2 separate regions of the Homo sapiens genome follow, and region 2 is linked to region 1. Evidence: chromatin contacts called from ENCODE Hi-C or POLR2A ChIA-PET data. All regions are on one chromosome and are shown on one strand. Each heading gives the region's core, a stretch centred on a gene start or an enhancer-like site at or near the end of the contact. The rest is flanking DNA. Distances are from core to core; before and after follow the strand shown.

Evidence for each region. A loop is a pair of places that touch in the nucleus more often than their neighbours do. ChIA-PET counts read pairs that join two places held with the same protein, here RNA polymerase II (POLR2A). Pooled maps may share reads with other maps.
Region 2: a loop to region 1 is called in a pooled map, with 2.1 times the contacts of the local background. The contact joins two enhancer-like sites. A Hi-C loop is called at or near these places in 1 of 50 pooled maps. POLR2A ChIA-PET finds 5 or more read pairs at or near these places in 2 of 52 experiments (Panc1 and activated CD4-positive, alpha-beta T cell).

Annotation. Positions count from the first base shown.
Region 1 is chr10:70,426,597-70,434,461 of GRCh38, forward strand. EIF4EBP2 (eukaryotic translation initiation factor 4E binding protein 2) reads left to right here. Exons shown (of 3, transcript NM_004096.5): 3 at 1-2,022. NODAL (nodal growth differentiation factor) reads right to left here. Exons shown (of 3, transcript NM_018055.5): 3 at 5,340-6,492. The coding sequence ends at 6,340. Among named protein-coding and RNA genes, the nearest start is that of NODAL, 11 kb to the right of the region's middle. Within about 2 kb of position 4,083, at least 16 of the 41 ENCODE cell types and tissues checked have a DNase peak (open chromatin) inside an H3K27ac peak, as active enhancers do.
Region 2 is chr10:70,739,265-70,747,129 of GRCh38, forward strand. It overlaps ADAMTS14 (ADAM metallopeptidase with thrombospondin type 1 motif 14), which reads left to right. Exons shown (of 22, transcript NM_080722.4): 12 at 1,723-1,898; 13 at 4,284-4,417; 14 at 4,802-4,925; 15 at 5,962-6,042. Among named protein-coding and RNA genes, the nearest start is that of TBATA, 42 kb to the right of the region's middle. RefSeq lists enhancers at 1-63, 3,269-3,563, 3,803-4,606, 6,138-6,307. Within about 2 kb of position 1,712, at least 2 of the 41 ENCODE cell types and tissues checked have a DNase peak (open chromatin) inside an H3K27ac peak, as active enhancers do.

The DNA of each region.
Region 1 (7,865 bases), core at 2,833-5,332:
GGATTTATGCTCTGCCTCTTCCCAGCATTTTCTTATCTGTAGCCCTGCTTGCTTGAGAGTATACTTGGATAAGAAGTATTGCTGTTGAGGGAGCTATAAGAAAAGGATTCTTCTTCCAGAAGTAAAGAACTCATCTTTAGAGTACCTTTAAATGAATTTTGTTTTTCTTTCTTATTTTGAGGTGGATTGGTCTTCTCTTTTTTTGGGTTTCCAGCTCACTGGGACTCTCAGACCTTACCTTTCCAGCTCAAACACCATTAGTTAAATTCCTTCATTCTCATTAGAATGCAGCCTGCTGAGTATGTGGGTTTCACTGCCGGAGTCCATCATTTAGCCAGTATACATAGAGGAACTGCTTCGAATCAAGGCAACTGGTGAAGGGCTTAGCATGTTGGCAGCAATATCCCAGAGATTGAATCTGTTTGCATTTTCCTCATCTAGGATAACAGCTGCTTGAAGCCAGGGCTCTTAGCCCTTTGCATTCCCCTTGAGCGAGGAAGCCACACTGCCTTTCTGTGTCTGGTTCAGAGCTCTTCCTTCTTGGCATGTTTTCTGGACTACATGCACATGGGCAGCTATAGATTAATCTGCAAAACCTAGTCACTTACCTACCCATAATATCTGGGAAGGTGTGGTATTTGTTTTAAAGAAACATTGTTTCTTTGGGAGGGCAGTTTCTGTCTGGACTTTGAGGTGGACTTAGTTATCCCTACAGTTCTTTAACTCTCAGCTTTTAATAAAAGATGAAATCAGATATTGATGCAGTTGGGTCACAATTCTTTAGAATGCTTCTACCCCAGGGCCGCTTCCTGTTCCTAGTCATGGTTTTCCAGTTTAGTAGTGGAGTTTCTTGAGGCTAACTTACAGAAATTTCTAACTGAAAACTTTAAGAGTTATTGATACTTGTTTTTTCAGTCAGTCACTTACATCACCTAGCCTACTCTCTGGAATTTAAATTTATTTCTCTAGGCTGGTCCTGGAAGTTGATAACCTTTTGGCAAAGCTTAGATTTAGGAGAAGGCTTGAGTCCCTGTTCAGCGGGTCTGTGGATTCTCTTTGCTTATGGCTCTCTGCCTGCAGCCCTGGCAGACCATACTGTATGTCATGGATACCCAGTGGAAATATTACTGAGATGAAACACATTTCCAAGGGTATTTAAACTCTCACTCTGCCACCTTTCTAAGGGTGGGAGGCTGGCAGAGATGCTGCAATGCTTGATAATCATTTGGCCACACTGAAATTTCCAAAGGGAGCTCTTGCCGGTGCTTAAAACCAAAACTCCTGGACACTTAGAAAATTCCATGAATCTAGCACAAAATATCCATTCTTGCCCAAGTGTATCCCCTTTCTCTCCAGCTTAATCTTTTTTTTTTTTTTTTTTTTAAAGCCCAGGCCAAGGGTACTTTTAACTGGAAACTGGGGAGGAGGGAAGAACACTAGCAGGGAGCTAAGAGGCAGGTTGCTGGGTAAGCCATCCTGCTCCTACCTGGTGCCTGTATCTACATTGCTGAGTGCTGTGCGCCAGTGCCTTTCCTTCATCTGCAGATGGAGCCCATCTCTTTCCACCTGGGTGAGGAGACCCTCTGCTACTCCAGGGGTAAACCTTAAAGAAGGTGTCTTGAAGAGCCCAGAGGACACTCACGTGCTAAGGTGTCCATTTTATGCATCTTTAAAATATTTTATTTAAAAAAAAAAATAGCCCTGCCCTGTCTTAGTGCCACTAACGGCCCAGTTCCATCCATTCTGAATGGAAAAGCGGAGACTGCCAGCACTTTCCTTGGTCTTCCCTTTGTCTCCCATGATGTGTTGTTCCCTCATCCCTCCCATCCATTTCACTGTGTGTGGATGGATAGCAGAGGGTACCACGCAGTCCTTGAGGCAGTCCTGTGTGATTCCATGATCAGTTGTTTTTGTATTTTAACTATTCTTCCAAACCAGCAGATGTTTGGAAATTAAGGAAAAAATTAAATTCTCATCAATGGTTGCTGTTATAGTTAAATCAGTAAAGATCTTGAGTATCAACTTGGTGTTTTAATTTTTTAAAAATTTCTGGTGAAATCCTGCTAAGGTTATTTCACATTTCAGGAGTTTCAGCTGGTGGGGGAGATGGGCAGAGGTAAGAGGCAGTTGGCTCTTTATCTGTCAGTTCTCCACACTTGCGGAGCATGCACTTTGTCAATGTGGACCTGTGTATGCAAAGGAGATGGTGGGACTCTCAGGGAGCATGACCCTGGTCCTGTGCTCAGGAGCTTGCAGGTGAACATGTATATGCTGGGCTGACGGCACCCAAGCATGTCCTTCTCTTAAGTGCCAGCCCTGAGGAAGCCCAAACAACTTTTCCTTTCTCAGAAGAGGGGCTGCCTGTGCCCCTGGGAGCACTGGTTAGATGCCCATCATGCCTGTTACCTCAAACCAAGCTGTGCTGCATGAGCGTCAGATTCCCTGCTGTTAACTAATCCAGCGGGTTTCATGTATTAGTCCTGAGAATGAGAATTCTTTCACGTGCACAGAGGTCCACAGAATAAAACTGGACTGGAGGAAGCTTTCCCATCGGAACTGTCTAGGGGTTTAGGGCACAGGCTTTGGAGTCAGGCAGCTTCAGTTCCAGCTGTGCTGCTTAGTAGCCAAATTACCCAGCAGAATTCTTATTCTACAAGCCTCAGTTTTCTCTAAAATAAGGTTAAGAAACAACTTTTCTAGGTGGTTGTCAGGCCCAGTTGATGTCATAAAGAGCCCAGTGCCTAGTATACTCAGCTCAGGAAACAGTATTTAAGGGACTCAAGCACAGCCCGGTTGACATGGACACCCAGAGATTATTCAGCCCCCTCTCCTCTTCCCTCCAAGTGTGTAAGTTTAGGAATGGAACAGGTTTGAGCACTGCAGCTACCACCTACTCATGGAACCTATAGAAGGACTAAAGGATCTCTTTAAGGGAAGATGGGACCAAAACCTTAAAAGCGCTTTCCTACATCCTTTACTCTGCCCTAAAGGCAATTAGGATAGGTAAGGATCTTACTGCTAATGAAGACTTTTTTTTTTTTGAGACTGAATCTTGCTCTGTTGCCCAGGCTGGAGTGCAGTGGTGCGACCTCGGCTCACTGTAACCCCCGCTTCCTGGGTTCAAGTGATTCTCCTGCCTCAGCCTCCTGAGTAGCTGGGATTACAGGCACGTGCTACCATGCCTGGCTAATTTTTATATTTTTAGTAGAGACGGGGTTTCACCACGTTGGTCAGGCTGGTCTCAAACTCCACACCTCGTGATCCGCCCGCCTCAGCCTCCCAAAGTGCTGGGATTACAGGCATGAGCCACCGCGCCGGACCGAAAAGGAAGACTTAAAGACGGAGATAAACCCCAGGTTAGGGGTGCTATCCCAGGGTCACAGCCACTCCCCACATCTCTATGGATCCCGTGTTTCTGTTTCTTACAATGTTTCTAATTTCTCCAGGCTTACCTACTGCCAGGCCCACCCACTTCCTCAGCCAAGGAGTGTAATGTGTCCAATTTTTACCACTCACAACTGACTTGGCACTTCTTGAGAGCAAGTTAAAATAACTCTTGAGTGCTCTTAAAACCCTAGGTTCAGGCCAGGTGCAGTGGCTCACAGCTGTAATCTCAACACATTGTGAGGCCAACACAGGACAAGAGCTTGAGCCGAGAAGTTGGAGACCAGCCTTGGCAACATGGCGAGACCCTGTCTTGACAAAAAACAATCTAAAAAATTAGTTGGGTATGATGGTGCATGCTTGCAGTCCCAGCTACTTGGGAGGCTGAAGTAGGAGGATTGCTTGAGTCCAGGATGGCAAGACTGCAGTGAGCCATGATTGTGCCACTGCACTCCAGTCTGGTTGACAGCAAGATCCTGTATCAAAACAACAGAAAACATCCCAGGTTCAGACAGGACACAATTCTCCAAGGTAGTATTTAAAGTGACTTATAGAGCCTTCAGCAAGCACATGGCCTAGAGCATGGAGCTATTCCCTAGGCTCGGGTAGGTAGGCTTTGCCCCAGTGACTCTGTCCAGGCAACAGAATGACTCTGCTGCTGACGTAGCAAACACTGAGCTTTCAGCAGGGGTCAGCAAAACACAGAGTTTCACTACTTTGTGCACTACTTTTATTTGACATGAGGCAATGCCCTGTCGTCAAGGGTTTGTTCTTGGAGTCAATACAGCTGACTGTAAACACTCCCACAAGCTGTAGCTACAAATAGCTTGACCTTTCGCTCTCTGGCACCAGCCATGTAAGAAAGTCCTGGGGTGGGATGTTCACTTCTAAGAACTAGTTCAGTAGTGTAATTGGGTTCAAATGTTTGGTTCTAAAGGCTAAGGCTTGGATCCCAAGATAGGTGAGCACAAACCTCTAGTTGCTGTTAAGCAGTAAGTGCCCGTAGGGCTCAAGAGACCAGAGCTCAGCTCTTGGCCCTGCCACTCCTAGCTGTGTGGTCAGGCCCTGAGGCCTCCCTGGGGTCTCACTTAGGAATGGGGATCAGACAAGCTGACCTCACAAGGTTGTCCCTGCTCTGCTGTTCTGTATATGGGCAGATGCAGAATCCTGTTGATTCTGAATTGTTGGATCTGGGCAGTCTATTTCTAGTCCAGGCAGTGAACAGCTGGATCAGCTTTGTTGTGGAATCAAGGCACTGAGGTTTCTCAAGCCCAGGCCTGGCTCCAGCAAATCCAGCCCCTTTCTGGGCCATGACTATGGTGTTGACTCAACCAAAGCCTCAGTTGAGTTCGTCTGAGCTCAACAGGGTTCACAAATGATTGGAATCATTTTCTTTAGCATAAGTGGGTAGGCTTCTTGGGAAAGCAGAATGGGGTAGATATACTGTGGGCTCACATTCCCAATAAAGTGGCCCCTTTGCTCCATGAAACTACAAAAAAAGTGCCCCTGCTTTGGCAATGCTCAATGAGATCAAGCTGTTAAGAGCAGAATTGCTTCTTTTGTTTGTTTTATTTAAACAGAGACAGGTTCTCACTATGTTGCCCAGGCTGGTCTTGAACTACTGGACTCAAGTGATCTTCCCATCTCAGCCTCCCAAAGTGCTGGGATTACAGGCATGAGCCACTGCACCCAGCCAGAATTGCTGCCTTTGAGGTCTTTTTACCTGGAAGATAACTGTGGTCAGGGGTTTTTGGGGATAGAGCTGCCTCACTCAGGCTCCTTTTGCTGTGCTTCCCATGTGGAACCTGAAATTAAGTCTGTCTTAGAACCCTGAGTAACAAAAGAGCCGATAAAGGTTAGATTAAGGGCATGTGGCAGGGACTGGGTTTAGCAAGCTTTATAAGCTTTAGAGGGAGGTAGGGATAAGGTAGCTCTTCCTATTCAGTCTACAGCTTAAAGCTCATGGCTCTTCTGAGCCTGACAACAGACATTTAATATGAATGCATTAGGATTCACCAGCGTTCCTTTTACAAGTGGAGACTGGACAGTGAATTGCTCACCTGAGGTCGCACAGCTTCCAGTGGCTGAGCTGTGACCATAGAGCAAGTATCTTGCCACCCAGGGCAAGGCCTTCACCACTGCTGGATAGGAAGCTCAGAGGCCTCATTAATAGCACACATTGAGAGACTGAGGTGGATTGTCACCAACTTTAACAAACTCAGGCTGTGTCTGCCGAAGCAGACTGACGCAGGGATGTCTTCTGTAACCCAACATGGCCGGTCCTCTTGGATGAGTTCCTGCCTCTGCCTTCACAGGCACCAGCTGGCCCAGGAGAACTAGACAATGGCTTTATTGTTGTACAGCTCATTAGCAGAGAACCACTCCAGTGAGCCTCTGGACAAGGCCAGTAGATTGCCACTGGCCAGCCAGAAAGCTGTGGGGCTCCCCCAACCCAGCCTGAGGCAATGAGATTGACGGACTCTTTTTAATCTATACAGTGATCCTTAATCTTTGGGGAGGGGGACAGGTCACACACAGACTACTTTGGAGAATACATGAAAGCTATAGGTGACTTCATCCCACCTCCAAAATACATGCACATATGTCTCAACTTTCACATACAGTTTCGGGGGGTTCACAGGTTTTTAAAAAATCCAGTAAAGAACTCATGCACTTGTGCTTTTCCTTGCCACTGTCTTTTCAGTAAAGAGAACATCCAGCCAGCCCCCTGCACAGGCTTCTTCCTCCCTCTTCCTGACAGCAGCCTCTGTGCTTGGCCAGACTCCACTGAGCCCTTCATTTACAGAGTGGGCAGCCCCTCCTCTTCAGTTCTGGTGGGCAGAGCAACTTTGCCCCTCTCTGTTTCTCCTTACTGGATTAGATGGTTATCATGTCTTCCAGGAGTTTCCCAGCCTTCCAGAGTGCAGGCAAATCCAGTCTCCCTCCAGGATGTCATCAGAGGCACCCACATTCTTCCACGATCATGTCTTTATGGTGATCTAGGAGCACTCTGCCATTATCCACATACAGCATGCTCAGCGGCTTGGTCTTCACTGGGGCACAACAAGTGGAAGGGACTCGGTGGGGCTGGTAACGTTTCAGCAGACTCTGTAAAGGAAAGGAAGGGTGTGTCAATTCACATCCTGATGGGCAGGTCAGAATAGTATTTCTGGGTAAAGAGTAAAAAAGTTACGGAGTTAAAGTCAGTTCCTGAGTGCAAAAATAGCAGAAAATTATTTTCATAAAGGAATTAGCTTGCCAATATATCATGAACTCTAATGTCTAAACTACCTTTAGCTCTGTGCTTGTTTTGTGAAAACAGCCTTTAAACAGATTCAAAAAATTACATGTATCTGGGTAGAGTAGTAGCTATTTTTTTTTTTAAGTGGTAGCTAATTTTTATGTTCTCCTATTATTCTAGTCTAAAGGGAATACCATTTTTTTTTTCTTTTTTGAGATGGTCTTGCTCTGTTGCCCAGGCTGGAGTGCAGTGGTGTGATCACAGCTCACTGCATCCTCAACCTCCTGGGCTCAGGTGATCCTCCCACCTCAGCCTCCTGAGTAGCTGGGACTACAGGTACATGCCACCATGCCTGGCTAATTTTTGTATTTTTTGTAGAAATAGGGTTTCGGCATGTTGCCCAGGCTGGTCTTGACCTCCTGGGCTCAAGCGATCCACCCACCTCAGCCTCCCAAAATGCTGGAATTACATGAGTGAGCCACCGTGCCCGGCTGTGAATACCAATTTTTAAAATATTCCAAGAAATTCCTGGTTTAGTTCTAGAAATATGAAGCAGAATAGTTAGTCATGTGGAAATTCTTATGGGATTTGCTGTCAGCCAGAGAAGGACAGAGAGAGTCAATAGGAGGAAAGGAACAATCCCTTGGCGTTTTGGAACCAGGGCCTGTCCCTGTGGTCTAGTAACGTCTTTTTAGATCAGAGTGTCAGAGTTGGCAGTTGGGACTGTCTGGGTCTTTGTGGTGCTCCAGGTGGGCGATGAAAATCAGCAGGCCTGGGTGAGGCTCAGGACAGATCCTCGGAAGCTCTAGTACCCCCAGGGACTCCCTTGCATGACCTCAGCCCATGTGCTCATGCTCCCCAGAGACCCTGAATCCCGCCTGAGGCTTGGCATGGAGGATATATTGCAAGTCCAAGAAATTCTCATTCCAGACTTCATGGAGTAAAATGAAAACATTTTGGTCCCATATGACCTTGGACAGCAGGGCAGGGCCACCTATAACATCAGATCCACCATATTAGGTTATATTTTCTGTTCTCTCCATCTTCTTCTCTTTCCTAACTCACCAGCTCTGTTCTTCCTCCACCACCTCCTAGACCTTAGGCTGACTAGTGGCACCAAGTGGCAGCCTCTGGCTTTGTCTACTTTTTCTTGTTTTTGAGATGGAGTTTCGCTCCTGTTGCCCAGGCTGGAGTGCAATGGCATGATCTCGGCTCACTGCAATCTCTGCCTCCCGGGTTC
Region 2 (7,865 bases), core at 462-2,961, 310 kb after region 1:
TTCTTCATGCGTGTAACAAGTCCTCTCATGACCCCGACCCTCTGGCTAAACTTTGAGAAACACTGATCTAAGCTCTTTGTTGGAAGAATCAATTTCCTAACTTTGTTTTCTACCACATGGAGAAAATCTCCCTTTAATTTTTCTTAACTCTTTCTAACATCAAAGCTCCTTCCCCTCTTCCCCACCCCTGAGTTTTAGCATTCTGGGGGAGATGTCCATTCTCCCTTCTCATCCCCTCTATAGGGACCTTCTCCCCAACTCCATGGTTTTGGGATATCTGAGCCCTAGTTCTCCATCTCCATCTCCAAGCAGAGGCAGCCTGTTTAGAACAGCACCACGGGAGATGGGGACTGGCCAAGGCCAGCTGCATGGCTTGGTTGGCTCTAGGAATGCAGGAGTTCTGAACCCCCACAACAACAGGGCCTGGCCTGACCCCTCACAGCACTGAGGGGTATGATGAAGACTGCGGAATCGCAAAGTTGTAGGGTCACAGTGGCTCTGGTGTCCTCAGGAGTGGTCATTCATACTGTTATTTATCGCTAGGGATGGGAAACTCACTGCCTATTGAAGCAGCTGTTCCTTTGTTTTAGAGAATATAGCCGTATAGTTAATATGGACAGCTATATTGACCTTCTACACACATGAACCAAAATGGACTGCCTTGTAACTTTCATCTGTCGGGAATACAAAGTCTGTGGTTATAGAAAAGCCCAGGGGTCCCTGTTCTGAGTAAATCACCTTGCAGGCATGACCGACAATTATCCCTTGGTATAATTGGTATCAAAGCTACCATTTATTGAGCTCCTGTGTAATAACAACTATTTTTATTTTATGAGGCTTAAATGAAATAATATGTGTGCTCTCAGCACCATGCTCACACAAATTAAATACTTAATGAAAGCTGCTGTTATAGTAATCATTATTATAGTATGTCAAGCACTTTGTGCTAGGTGGGATGCTAAGCACTTAGGTACAAAAATCTGTGCAATTCTCCCACATGTCTATGAGTAGGGTACTGTTAACCCCAGCACTTGGACACTTTGTATCAAGTCTTACCCAATCCTCTTGACTTAATGAAGAAGAGAGCATAGATGACTATAAAATACCTTTTCTTACTATTCTTCACAGACACACCAGGAGGTGAGTAAAATAAGAGGGATTATAGTCCCTGTTTTCAAGGGGAAATTAAGCCACAGCAAGGCTAAGTGGCCTGGCCAAGGTTGCACTGTCAGGACTTGGAAGCCAGCTCTTCTGATTCCAAATCCAAGTTTCTTTTACCACTCCTTAGTTTATGATGATATTAAGTGGAAGTTGATGCAAATGGGAGTGGCTGAGTCGTTTATGGGGGCCTGCTCTATGCCAGGGCCTGCAAAACAGTTGAAGGCACCCACAAAGATGAGTAAGATGGATTTCTCTTCCAGTCCAGCTGGAGAGGGTTAGTCAGTCCCTGTGTCAGTCTGTACATCTGTCCGTCACACTCACCGTGGAATAGGTGGTGTATGTCTGAAGGGTAAAGCAGTCAGGGAGGAAGAAGGATCTGGATAGCTCTTCAGCTGAGCTCCACAGCCCCCACCCTGGGAGCCATTCTCTGGTTTATGTCAGTGGAGGCCCTTGTCATGCTATTATGAATGGCTGAGCTGCTCCTGGTGGCTGTGTGGGAAACCTGGCCCTCCCCAGCCTTCCCAGCCAGCAAGGTCATCCATTTCTCTGTGTCTGTCCCAGCCCAGCCTATGGAGGCCGCCTGTGCTTAGGGCCCATGTTCGAGTACCAGGTCTGCAACAGCGAGGAGTGCCCTGGGACCTACGAGGACTTCCGGGCCCAGCAGTGTGCCAAGCGCAACTCCTACTATGTGCACCAGAATGCCAAGCACAGCTGGGTGCCCTACGAGCCTGACGATGGTGAGTGGGCCCCACCCCCCTCCCACTCCATGTCCTTAGGCATCTGCGGGGGCTGTGTGTGCCCAGGCAGGGCCTCCTACCCCTACATACACCAGTGAAGGTGGAGGGACAGTGGGGGTGCCAAAAGGGACACTGAAGTCAGCGGGCTCACCATATACCCTTTTGTAGGCCTGTTCTTGGTATACTTCTGGGGTCATCATCCCCATCAAGGCCATCCCTGATTTGTGTACTTATGATGACAGTTTTCTGGCAGATGCAAGGAAAGTGTCTTGAGGAAGGGACACTTCACACACAGGTGTTGCCAAGGCCGGCAGCAGTGTTGGCTGTTAGGGTTGCCTGCCTTTCGTCTTCTGTCCCTACCTGCAGGGAGAAGAATTATATAGGTGCAGGCGCCCTTCCCGTTGCATGACCAGTGTCCTGAGGAGCTCAGTCCTATTACACGCTGTGTTTTTAGGTTTTACTGATTGGGTTGTGGTTTCAGCAGAGTCGATGAGATGATTTTGGAAGGCACGCAGATAGGATCTGGTGGGATCTTCATAACGACTCTCTAGGCTGCCCTGGGACATACACAGGACTTCTAGACTCCTGTAAAGAGTCTGAATTTGGGGACCATAGTGGTGCCAGTTCCCATCTATTTTTGAGTGTTTCCAGTGATGGCTCCATAGCGGCAGAGCATCCAGTGAAGGGTTGGGATTCGTGGCAAGTCAGAGCCTCGGCTGGAAGAGCCCTCAATGATCCTCTGATTCCAGCTTTCCCCTGCCAGCCTCTCCATGGGTCCTCCATGGACAGATGCTCATTCTCCATCACACAACTCTTGGCCCAGACAGCTCCCATCAGGACGGGCTTTCCTCCCTGGAGCCTGGGCTCCACCCCAGAACTGTCAGCTCTTCAGCTCTGGTCTAGAATGACAGACTCTTCAGGTTGGAAGGGACCTCAGAGGCCTGTCATTGCCAGATTCTTCCAGAGCATCCTTGCAGGGGGTGTCTTCTCTCTGCTTGGATTCCTCCTACTCTGGGGAGCTCACCACTCCCTTCGCACTGTTGCTGCCCAGAGAGCTTCCGTTGCTGCCCAGAGAGCTGCCTGCCTGGGTCAGGATCCTGCCTGTCCTGGGTTGGAGCTCCCCCAGACCCAGGTCCCTACAGGAATCTGGTTCCTGTGGATGAAATCCAAGGTGGTCTTGGAGGTTGTGGCTTCCGTTGCTGCCTAGAGAGCTGCCTGCCTGGGTCAGGATCCTGCCTGTCCTGGGTTGGAGCTCCCCCAGACCCAGGTCCCTACAGGAATCTGGTTCCTGTGGATGAAATCCAAGGTGGTCTTGGAGGTTGTGGCTCCAGACTTGAGTCCTTCATGCTGGAGACAAGGAGTTACCAGCTGTGCTGGAGCCCAGGGACCAGAGCAGAGCCCAAGAGTTTCCTTAGTAATTGGCTGAGGGAATCTTGGTTTGAAAGCCTTCCAGATCCATTCAGAAACCAAACCAGCAGCCACAGCGTTGGGGAGAGGAGGGGCTGGGAGGCCCGTGGGGCAGCTGGACTTTGGGTTTTTCCCAGGACTGTTAGACGAATTCCAGGAAGTTAGCTAAGCCCCCAACTTCCTTTTTTCTAAGAAGCACAGTAAGTGTTTATATATGCTCTGGAACCTCCTTTTTAGGATATCTATAGCCCACATAAAGAAGGAAACATTTAATTGTTAGGACCAGAAAGGACTCTCTTTCTCCCTGACTGTTGCTCCATTTTGCAAACCCAGATACAGACCACTTTTCTGCCTTTTTTTCACGCAGCCTTCTAATGTTTACAAACATGTTAAGACGCATGTCATACATGTGCACAGTGAAGTTTTGTAGGGGTCAGAGCAGGACTCAGGCAAGACTGCTAAGGTTAGAATCCAGGCTGAACCACTTATCGTGTGGTTGTGTGGACTTGAGCAAGTTCCTTAACCTCTCTGGTCCTCAATTTCCTCCTCTGTAATGCTAGCACCTACCTCATTGAGGTGTTGAGAGGGTTAAATGAGTTAATTCATGAAAAGCCATTAAAGCTGTATTTTAAGGGCATGTGAAGGTTTTAGAAATATCTAGTACATAGTAAGCATTCACTAAGCATTGGCTTATTATTACTTTATCACTTGATTTTTCTCAATAAGCCGATGTGGCATTTTACTGATTAGGGATAATAAAAATAGGGAACAAAGGCTGGGAGAGGTCAGAGCATTTACCCAAGGTCACATGGCTAATAAGTGACACAGCAGGGATTTTCAGCCCCCGTGCCACACCCAGTGCTCCCCCAACTGTCCAGAGCTGGCCCCGGAGCTTTCTGGCTGGACCACATACTGATCTGTCCTGGGCCACTTTCTCTGAGCCCAGCTGGGGACTCAGCATAGTCCCTCTCCCTACAGACGCCCAGAAGTGTGAGCTGATCTGCCAGTCGGCGGACACGGGGGACGTGGTGTTCATGAACCAGGTGGTTCACGATGGGACACGCTGCAGCTACCGGGACCCATACAGCGTCTGTGCGCGTGGCGAGTGTGTGGTGGGTGCACCCCCAGCCACCCCGACTACCGGCACAGGGAGACTGGAGGGCTGCACTGTAGCCCCTCCTGCCTGGGAAGATGAGCATTGCCTCACCGGCCCACTCGCAACACCCTGTTGGTCCTCAGCATAGCCCTGGGGTGCTGGAAGGGGCTAATTATTGCTCAGCCCCATTGGAGGGGAGAGGAGATGGCAAGAATCCTCATCACGCCGGGTGTAAGACCTCACCCAGGTCCCACGGTGAATTCGTGCCAGAATCCTGTCCAGGGACATCTCCCAGGCCAGAGGTCTTCTCCTGACCAGGGCCTGGGGATGGGAATGGGAGCCCCGGGGTGGCGGTGGGGGCAGGGGAGCCTCCTCCCACTGACCTCACCTCTGGCCTCAGCCTGTCGGCTGTGACAAGGAGGTGGGGTCCATGAAGGCGGATGACAAGTGTGGAGTCTGCGGGGGTGACAACTCCCACTGCAGGACTGTGAAGGGGACGCTGGGCAAGGCCTCCAAGCAGGCAGGTGAGCCGGGCTGGGGCTGGGGGGATGACGAGGGCTGACTGGAGTTCTTGCCGTCCCTCAGGGGGCCCTCCCTCCTTGAACTGTGCCACAGTCTGGGGTGGGGAGAAGGGGCCCTGGGGCCCATCTCCAGGCCTTCCTGGGCTGCCCAGGCTGGTGAGCCAGGTGCTGCAGCCAGTCACCTCACCTTTCAGGCAAGCTCCTCCCTGAGTTTGGGGCCCAGGAGCTCCAAGAGACATTTTCCCGCTAGGTAAAGTTTTGTGATGGGAGCTCGGCCATCCCTTGGACCTTGGGACTATTGGTGGGTGGGAGGCATCAGACAGATCTAAAGGTGTAGCCAAGACTGGACTGATAATTTTCTTTTCCTCTCTCCTTCCTTATTTTTTTTTAAACCTGTGGCACTTTCTGCTTTGAATTCCTGGTATCTTTGAGTTCCTTGACTTTCCTCTCTACCTCCAATCTGACCAGACTTGCTGTGGAAAAGAACCAGATATCAGTCCTTCACACTTTAGTATAAATGGGGCCTATTTTCCCTTGGGAGATGTTACACTTTGTCTCACCTTTGATTGTTGGGGACAAGGTTGGTGGCTCTGAGAAAGTCCAGGCCTTGGGTCGGGAGGGCCAGGGCGGCTCAGGACAGTCATGTGGAGTCTTCATGGCCTTTATCATTTAAATCCCATCAGTAGCAAGTAGCTTAAGGTGTGAGAAGAAGCAGGGAGAGAGAGTCAGAGGAGCAAAAAGGGACGGGGGGAAGGGCAGAAGTGAGACGGAGAGGAAGAGGGTCAGGAAAGAGGGAAGTAATAGCAGCTCTCACACACACGGAGGCCCTTAGAGTTTACAGGACATGTCTCATTCGATCCTCCCAGCACCCTCATGGAGAAGGTCTCATCCTCAGTTTACAAATGAGGATACAGAGATTCAGAGAGGTTCTGTGATCAAATGAGATGTTCCTGGGTGCCCAGTGAGGGAGTGGGGGACGCTGGGCAGTGGGACCACCAGCTTAGGATGCTCACGACTTCTGGATCCCTGTGTGTGGCAGGAGCTCTCAAGCTGGTGCAGATCCCAGCAGGTGCCAGGCACATCCAGATTGAGGCACTGGAGAAGTCCCCCCACCGCATTGGTGAGTGCTGGGGTGCTGGGAGGGGACAGCAGGGCCCCAGGCCCTGCCCTCTGACTTGGGGGAGCTGGGAGACCAGAGGACAAGATTCTAGTACAAGTGGAATTGTACTAACTGGAGTAATGGGCAGAGACCCCCTTTTCATTTTATTTTAAATTTATGCTGCATGGGTAACCCATTCCATGGTTTACATTTCAGAAGGTCTCAAAGGGGACCTAGTAAAGAGTCCCCTTTCTACCCCTGTACCCTGGGGGCAGTTTTCTTCCCTAAGGGCAACTACTGTTAATAATTTCTTGTGCACATAGATGGCTGTTAAAGGAAAGCCATGTTCACAGAGTGTATCAGTCAGCTTTTGCTGCCTAACACACCACTCCAAAACTTAGTGGCTTCAAACAAGAATAATTCTTAGCTCACGGTCCTATGGGTCATCAGTTTGGGCTGGGCTCTGTGGGGTGGTTCTTCTACTTGTCTTCTTGGACCAAGTCATGCAGATGCCCTCAGCTGGTAGGTCTCTGGGAGCTGGTTGGTCTAGGATGGCCTCGCTCACATGTCTGGTGGTTGGTACTGGCTGTCAGCTGGGGTCATGGAGGTGGCAGGGCTGTGTCCTCAACAGGCTAACCCAGTGTTATTCACATTATATCTGTCACATAGTCCTCAGGAATGGCTTGTGTCATGTTTTCTAGCGTCCCATTAGTCCAAATCACATGGACAAGCCCAGATTTAAGGGGTAGAAACATAGACTAGCTCTTGATGGTAGAAGTGGTGAAGTTACTGTGCAAAGCAGCATGCATAGAGGAATAGGAGGAATGTAGAGGCATTCTGCAGTCTACCACACAGGCCCTTACATTATTCTCATTATAATCATACTTAAACACCAAGCCACTAAATGAGGTGACACCCTTGTGCTTGTAACAGTTATCTAACTATGAAGCTAGGCTCGATTAAAAATGAGAATACCACAATAAGTTAATAAATTTAAATTAAGGCCATTAATATAATATGAGTGATGTTTTGTTTCGTTTTTGCTGAAACTAAATTGGCTGTCAAAAAATGGACATGTCCAGAGAGGCAAATCCACAGACAGAGAGAGAATAGATCCGTGGCTGCCAGGGGCTGGGGAAGGAAAGAGGCATGACGGCTAATGGGTATCAGGTTTCTTTTTGGGGCGATGAAAATGTTCTGGAATTAGACAGTGGCAATGGCTGAATCTACTTAAAAATCAGGGCAGGCGCAGCGGCTCACGCCTGTAATCCCAACACTTTGGGAGGCCAAGGTGGGTGGATCGCTTGAGCTCAGAAGTTTGAGATCAGCCTGGGGAACATGGTGAAATCCCATCTCTACAAAAATAAAAAATAAACAATCAGCTAGGCGTGGTGGTGCATGCCTGTAGTCCTAAGCTAGTTGGGGGACTGAGGCAGGAGCGTCTCAAAAAAAATTTTTTTTTCACTGAATTGTACACCTTATTCGAGTGAGTTGTATGGCATGTGAATTATATCTCGGTTCAAACCCTGTGAGCCTGGTTCAGAGCAGGGTCCCGGTGGCAAGTGGGCAGAAGGCTGCTTCTCCCACACTGGGCAGTGGTGTCTGTGTTCAGACCCCTTTGCAGAGGACGTGCAGGCCACAATGTCCCCTTGAAATGTCACAGAGGCCCCTCTTACCTATTACGTCTGCCAAGTCACACTGCTTGGTGCCAATTTCATCATAAATGGAAAAACAAAACACATATCTCTTGGCAGGCTCACATCACACACAAATGCTGCCATTCATATTTTTAGATTATCATCAAAATAGCAATTTGTAAATACCTTCAAAGTTTCCTGGATAAC